Linked DNA regions of Mus musculus: region 1 is linked to region 2. The links are chromatin contacts, found by POLR2A ChIA-PET in ENCODE. All regions are on one chromosome and are shown on one strand. Each heading gives the region's core, a stretch centred on a gene start or an enhancer-like site at or near the end of the contact. The rest is flanking DNA. Distances are from core to core; before and after follow the strand shown. Region 1 holds the start of Utp14a (UTP14A small subunit processome component). Region 2 holds the start of Bcorl1 (BCL6 co-repressor-like 1).

Region 1 (3,747 bases), core at 799-3,298, 84 kb before region 2:
GTGAGTCTAAGATGACTCTCATATATCTAACTTGATTGGATGATTTATTGATCAATTACAGAAACAAAGAATACAAGAGAACTCTGGTGGAAAAGGTCATCTCTGTTGTACTTGTGGGAACAAAGAAGGCACCCAGAGATAGTAATCTATAGTTTAAGAAAGACATATAAGCTAGAAGTGTAGATTTTCAAGTTCATATATCAGTTTTAAAAGCAATTTGCCCCAGGGAGAACATAGGGAACAAACATAGAGGGCCAAGAGTAAGCTTCTAGGGAATAGCATCACTTAGGGCATAAGTTTATTAGAAGCACACAACAAAGAAAATGGAAGAAGAGCCGGGTGTGGTGGCGCACACATTTAATCCCAGTACTCGGGAGGCAGAGGCAGGCGGATTTCTGAGTTCGAGGCCAGCCTGGTCTACAAAGTGAGTGCCAGGACAGCCAGGGCTACACAGAGAAACCCTGTCTTGAAAAACAAAAAAACAAAAAACAAAACAAAAAAAACAAAAAAGAAAGAAAGAAAATGGAAGAAGATGGTCATAGAGCTACCATCATAGAGGATACCAGGAGAGAGCAGTCAGGGAACTCTGGGCTAGAGTTTTAGCAACATTTAAAATTGACTGGGAGGGGAGCAGTGAGCAGGATGTAAAGTAAAAATAAATAATTTTTAAAAAATTGTCCTTAAGCCCACTGGAAAATTGTGTCTATGAAACCATAGAAAATATCTGCTTTGTTCAACAATGTATCAATAACTCCTAAAAACCTGGCACATAGTCAATGATTAAAAAAATTTTACTGAATGAATAATGAAAAACAAAAACAACTATCAAATCCCATATTCAATTCTGGGACCACAAAGACTAGAAAGTATTATTTTATTTAAGAATTTTAGAGCATTGCCGATTACCATAAGAAATTTCAGTGCAACCGTTGGAGAAAACAAAATGGAAATGACCTAAAAGAAATGGCAATAATGTTTTTATGCAAGAAGTCTCAGGCTGGTCAAAAGCATTTGACACCCTCCCCCCAACCCTGACAACCTAAATTTAATCCCCTGCAGCCAGATGGTGAAAGGAATTCCTACAGGTTGTCCTGATTTCCGCGTGTGCAATGGCATGCGTACACACGCGCGCGCACACACACACGCGCACGCACACGCAAATGCACTCACACACATAGATAGGTTTATTATTTACAAATTATGCCAGACGTGGTACCACAAAAGCATGTAATCTCAGCAGGTCGGGTGCTAAAGCAAGAGGATCACCAATTTAAGGCTAGCCTGTCTCAAACAAGAAAAAAAAAAAAAAAAAAAAAAAAGCAAGAGTTGAGAAACTGCAGCCTCATGCCTGTGCTGCAAGCAGTTTACTAGTGAGCTATGGACCGGATAAAATAAGATTGTGTGTGCGTGCATGTGTGTATGGGTCCTACTATGTTGCACCGGATGGAGCAAGAAGAGATCTTTCTGCCTCATAACACATTCTCGAGTGACATTTTCTTGTATAGGAAAAGGGGACAATGAGCTGTAATCACAGGTACACCGGCTCAAAAAGAATTTCTCTTCAGATGGATAGAAACTTGCTACGTTCCCGTCCCCTTGATCTGGCAGGAGTCCAACACAGTCTGGGGCTGGCCAGTCCAGAGCTGTGCGACAGAGTCCAACGGGGCCTGGCCCTGGAGGCTTTGTTTTGGTTTGATTGGTTTTGGTTTTAGCTCCGTCCCTGACAGCGCAGCACCCTCGCCCTCACCACACTAATCTCGGACCGCAAGAAAACCGAATGCCAGGGAACCAATACCGCCAACCTAAATAAAAACCTCTCAGAAGAATGGGGACCGGCAAGTCCCACCCACCGGCAGTGCGGACCAACTGGCAGGCAGCCGGCTTTTCCATCGACCAATCCTGGAGCGCCTACAATACTTTGCAAGCCTCCCCCTGGGCGGAAATGACGCGCGTTGTCGCGCGTGATTAGCGGAAGCAAAATTTGCTTTGCGGCAGGCAAGGAGCTTGCTCTCTCTTTGGTTTCCGTTCCTGACCCATGTGAGTTACCGGCGACAGCGATGAACTCTATCAAAGCTACGAAGGGGTAAGACGTAAAAGGGAAAGGAGATTCCCGGGTATTTTTGAGGGCTGAATTTCCTGTATTTAGGGAAGTGGAAGCCGAACTGCTGTTTGTTAGAGATTCGCCTCCCCAAACCCTGCCAGTAGTTAATGTATCGGCTAGGAATCCTAAAGTCCCTTAATTTAAATTGGCTTTGCTCCTCAGTTTCTCGGCTCTTAAGTTGCATCGCTGTTAGGTCTGATGGTCGTCCGACTCTTGGCAAAGTTACTATTGATTTCCCTTTATTTGTCACGTGCGCATTTTCTGCCTCTGCCACGCGCAACATGCGCCGTCTGTGAGAGTGCCAAGTTGTGCCAGACCTAACAGGTATTTCATGTTACCCCTCAACGTTAGAAAAATCTAAATGTAGTCGCTTTGGTAATGTTTGCTTAGTAAATACCGAGATCCACTGTTAAGTAATAGTAGGTTTTTCCTAAATTCTAATCACCTTAAACACCCATTTATACAGTTGGTTTCAACCATTACCCTACGTCCTCAGTTATGCGAACAAATTATCAAGATTACATTTTTAATAAGTTGCACTTAATCAAGGCACCTGACCGGTGGGAGATCCATAGAAGCATTAATAGAATGTTTTCGAATGTTTAAAAGGTTTCCCAGTTGGTGGCGGCACACGCCTTTAATCTCAGCACTTGGGAGGTAAAAGCAAGCCAATCTCCAAGTGTGAGGTCAGGCTGGTCTACAAAGCGAGTTCCAGGACAGCTAAGGTTACACCGAACAACTCTTGTCTCAAAAAATAAAATAAAATACACGTTTAAATAGTTAATAGGAAACTGCCTTTGCCTCAAAAGACAGCAGTAGCGTCAGTGGGAAATTGAAGCATAGTAAGTAACAGAAGTGCAGGGTCAGCCACTAACCAGTGTTGTCTTTCCCATGCCGATATTGTCATCTTGGAAGTGATGCCTGACCCCCTTCTAAAAACACTTTAACTAATTACCTTCTGTTTTGTTTTTTTGCACCTCTTCTCAGATAAGAATACTCAGAACTGAGCAAACAGATATTTGTTTAGATCAATAGTTCTCCACCTTCCTAGTGCTGCTCAACCCTTTACTACAGTTCCTCATGTTCTGGGGTTCATGACCACCTCCCAAAACATAAACCATAAAATTACTTTCCTTGCTTCTTCATAACTGCACTTTTGCTACTGTTATGAATTGTAACATGAATAATGTCTGAAATGCGGGATATCTGACACATGACCCATGGGAATGGACCTTTTGCCCCCCCCACACACACACACACCCCTGTGGGTTTTGACCCACAGGTTGAGAACTGCTGGTTTAAAAGAAGAGTTATTTCATGTGCTAATGTTTCTGTGTTGCCTTTTTAAAACAGCCTTCTGGCTTTGAGCCAGCAGGATGATCTAATGGATTTGACAAGCAACTACCCCTTGAGTGCCAGTGAAGATGAGGTAGGTGACAGCTGTTGAACGGATTCAAAATTAGGGTGAACAAAACACTCCTGGAGAGGAAAGGGGAATAAAAATGTGTGCGTGTAAAGAAGGTTACTAAAACTCTAACATATGCTATCTTTTTTTTTTTTTTTTTTTTCTGGTTTTCAAGGCAGGGTTATACAGCTCTGGCTATCCTGGAACTTGATCTGATGCTATCTGAATTTTAAACCTATTC
Region 2 (4,082 bases), core at 395-2,894:
AACAGTTTTTAAATGTGGGTGTGGGTGTGTGGGTGTGTGCACTGGAGGGCAGGTGTGGCCAAGTAAAATAACTAGTGAAGAGATTCCCAAAGGGGGAAAATTGGGTGGCCCTACTATATATACATTGCTCGAATTAGTGGTGAGGGTGGTGAGGACAGGCAATTGGGGTACTAACAGCAGATCTCAGACAATAGCAAGACCACCAGAGCCTTAGCTGCTCTCATATACATCTCTCAGACCAGGTGAGGGGAACAGCAGGCAAGTCTCAACTGCCATCCATGAAGACTTCACAAAGAAGAAAACAAAAACAAAACACCCCCTAGCTCAGAGATGGAACTTCTGGGCCTAGAGGGGTGGGAATGGGGGGTGGGGGTAGGGAGAAGAGAAAGTCATTAATTCAGCAGGGTTTCCTTCTAGTTCAAATGACCTCTCTGGCTTCCTTAGCATAGATAAATATATACTAAATAATATCAATATGTCTGGACATAGAGATTATTTTCCCAAGTTCCTGTTATTTCACATCCTGTTTCGAATCCTTTAGGAACTGTTGACTATGTTTCCTGATACCCTCTGGGTAGAGACAATACCTTGGAAGTCCTCACCATCAGATCAGGGTTGGAGCTGCTAAGAAACAACCTAAGACTGAAAGTCATGTCAAGCAGCAGCTTTCCCTCCTCAAAGCCTCTCTCCTTGGAGTTAATGTAAGTCAGCAGAGTTCGAATGTGGTCCACAAGCCTATAAGCCCTTCAAGTCTCAGGGATGGCCGGCGATATAAACACAGGAAGGATTTATACTCCCTTGGCCTGGCAGGCGGTCGTTAGGGTAAAGGGGAAGGGTCAGGGGACTCAGATTGGTGTCTCAAGAGCCCAGAGGGAAAGCAGGCAGAAACCAAGCCCTAGGTCCTTCTAGGCAGATTTCCCTCTGCAAAGTCTTGCAAGCTTTCCTCTTTATAGACCTTTCGTCCCTTCCTCCCTCGGGTCTCCCCGCCAAACCAGATGCCTCCACACCCTAGCAAGTGATATCCACTGAGGGTGACCCAAGGTTTTTGCAGCCTGGGAGGTTGCCACGAAGAGTGGGCCGAGCGGACTCGGGAGGCGAGGCGAGGCGGCGAGGACCGGGCATTTTTTCTTGCCCTAGCACCTGTCCCACTTCGGCGCCCGGGCTAGGACTGCGCCTGAGCGCGGCCTCAGTGCTGGAGCGCCAGAACCACGCGCGGAGGTCGCCAAGGGTGGGGAAGTGGGGGGCCCGGAGGAAGGGCGGGGTGTCTGGCGGGGGCGTTCCCCTCGGGCGAGACCCCCGCCCTCCTACATAGACCGAGTCAAAAAAAGAAAAAAAAGAAAAGAAAGAAAGAAAGAAAAGAAAAGAAAAAAAACCAACAACAAAACGGGGAGAGCGTGTTACACATCAACCAGGAGCGAAAACGATCGCTCTCCGACCCCGAACGGCGTTGCGGCACCCCCCCCCCCTTCCTGGAGCGGAGGACTGGCTGGGGAAAGGTGGCTCCGTTCTTCCCCGTGGCCAGTGCGGGGTCTGCGGCTGCCCAGCGAGGTTCCGGCTTCCCTGGGGCTGGTAGGGGGGAGCCCCGAGAAGTGCAGGCCCGCCCCCTTCTTCCTCCTCCTTCCCCTCCTCCCCCACGTGTCCTCCGGGAGCCCAGCGGCCTGATCCCAGCACCCCCCCTCCCGCCACCTCCCTCCTACTCCCGCTTCGCCCGCTTCCCGGGCGGTGTGGAGAAGAGCAAAGTTGCGACAGCAGCCGGGGGGCTCTGCCCAGGTGAAGGGGGCGCTGTGACGGGGGCGGGAACGGCGTGGCCCTGCGGCGGGGGCGGGGGGGGGGAGGATAAAGAAACTTGCTTTTCGCAGCCCCCACCCTGCGCGGGTTCGGATCTTGCGTGATCCGAGCCCTCGTGGAGACGCTGCACCGCCGCCAGGACCGAGGCCGGCACCCCGAGCCGGACTCAGATAGGGACCGCGCGTTCCGGCGGGCTGCCGAGGGCAGGCAGGCCGGCACCCGGGCAAGGGCGGGGTGGGTGACCGTGCACCGGACCGAACCGCGGACTCTGGCGGCGTGGGCGCGGGACGAACCGGGACCGGGCCGAGTTGGGTGGCGAAGTAGGACGTGGATTCGGGGGGCGGGGCGCAGCGGGAGGGGGGAGAGCAGGCCCGGCCCGGCTGGCCTGGGCGTGGGGGTGGGGGGCGAGTTCGGGGCACTTGCTGGGCTCTGGACCGAGCGCTAGGGCGGGGCGGCGCTAGGGGCTGGGCCCGACCGGGAGGAGAGGGCGAGGGGAGGGAGAGCAGGGGGTGGAGTAGGGGCGTGGAGTTGCAAGCGGGGTCTGGCCTCGGCCGGGGGCGAAGGTAGATCTGCGGGGCCGAAAGCGGAGGGAGGGAGGCCCGAGGCAGCGCGGCGGCAGCGGCGGCGGCGGCGGCGGCGGCGGCGGCGGCGGTGGCGGCGAAGGCCAGCTTCCGCGGAGTTTGTGCCCGGGCTTCCCAGCTGGGCTCCGGTCGCCTCCCGCGCACAAATGGGGTTAGGGGACTGACTGGTAAGCAACTCCCGGTGTTGGACGGGCTTCCCAGGCGATTCCCGGAAAACCGAGGGAAGACGCCGTCTGCAATATGCCGCACCCCACCACTCCACCTCTTAGCATCTGGATTCTGCTCTTCGGGGTCGGTGGACCCTTCCCCACCACAATCCTTCCAATCTTCCAGCACCCCTTCCGTCTCCCTCTTATCCTTGGCCATCTAAATCTCCTAGTGGTATGCTTTGGAGGGGTGGAAGGCGTCGAGGGCTGCACTTTCCCTCCCTTGGGGGCAGCCTAGTTTGTGTCTTATTCCTGCCAGGTAATGTTGCTTGGCATGGTGTGGACCTGGGGTTTAGATAATTTAAGCCCCGGATCCAAGCTTTTTTGATGGCTTTTAAGGAAAGGGACGGATCCCTGGATTTTCATGACCAGAATGGGGTTTGAGGACTGGAGTTACTCTCAGCTCACTTCCAGTACCAACCTCTTTACTATGAACCATTTCTGTGGGGGCTCGAACGTGGAGGGTGGGATACGGGAGCATTAATGTGCTTTGCTTCTCTGTGTTTCCACAGGGTCAGCGTGGTGAAGGACAGCTAGTGTCAGAGGGAAAGTAGACACTAGTCCAACTACGGCCGCCCCCACTAATACTTCGGTAAGGGGGACACGACTAAGGGGATGCTGGTGGGTTGGGGCCCAGTATAAGAGTAGAGGTGGGTAGTCGCCCCCAGGACTCTTTCCTGGCGGGGAGAGAAAGGCGAGCCCCTACTTCGGGGAGGGTTCCGGGGAAGGAGATGGAGGGTGGCGACTGGGGGGGGTGCGGGAAGAATGGAAGAGTCACACCCTGCTTGCAAGGGGAGCCTCCCTTAGGCTCCTGGGAAAAGGGGACTGAATACGTGTGCTCTGTGGTACCAGGGCAGGGGAGATCTGGGGATGGTTCAAAGAGTGATTTGCACACTGGTTCTGGCACTAGTGGCCTGAGAAAGTCAGGTTGGGGCATAAGGTGGAGAATGTTGGAAGGAAGGCAGACAACCAAGCCTCTGGCCCCAGTGCCCAGATCATTTCCCTTCCTCAACCTCCCTCCTAAGGGGCATCGGGGTGGGGGGCGTGGAGCTCTTGGAGCCCCGCGGATTGAGTGCCTCCGCCTTTCTTGGGAGTCTATCTTTTTGCCCAGCTTGCTACAGCTACCACTGCCTCTCTCTCTGGAATCTGCTCGGTTCTCTCTGCGATCCCCTCCTCCTCCTCCTCCTCTCCCCTCCCCTCCCAGTGTCACCGGGGCTGCTTGGCTCTGCCCCCTTCGCCGCCGCTTGCTCCCAGCTTTAGTCCCTCCTTCTCATGCTTGCTCCCTCCCTTCGCCTCCTCCTCCCCATCCCCCCCCTCGCCAAGGCCGCATTCTGGGAGTTGTAGTCTCTTGCAGCGCTGGCAGGCGCCGCCCGCGAACAAGGCTGGACTCGACTTCCCGTCGAGCCCTGCGACCGGCACCCACTCCACCAGGCTTCGCTCACACACACAGACACACACACACACACCGCTCTCCCCCTCACTCTTTCGCTCGCCGCGGCGCTGCCAG

What was found. ChIA-PET counts read pairs that join two places held with the same protein, here RNA polymerase II (POLR2A).
Region 1: POLR2A ChIA-PET joins it to region 2 with 17 read pairs in embryonic stem cell. The contact joins the promoter of Utp14a here to the promoter of Bcorl1 in region 2. POLR2A ChIA-PET finds 5 or more read pairs at or near these places in 3 of 5 experiments (Patski and embryonic stem cell).

Annotation. Positions count from the first base shown.
Region 1 is chrX:48,254,886-48,258,632 of GRCm38, forward strand. It overlaps Utp14a (UTP14A small subunit processome component), which reads left to right and starts at 2,049. Exons shown (of 15, transcript NM_028276.1): 1 at 2,049-2,083; 2 at 3,455-3,530. The coding sequence starts at 2,058. It overlaps Gm39511 (a long non-coding RNA gene), which reads right to left and starts at 1,907. Exons shown (of 3, transcript XR_882302.1): 1 at 1,851-1,907.
Region 2 is chrX:48,339,714-48,343,795 of GRCm38, forward strand. It overlaps Bcorl1 (BCL6 co-repressor-like 1), which reads left to right and starts at 1,645. Exons shown (of 15, transcript NM_178782.4): 1 at 1,645-1,770; 2 at 3,088-3,167.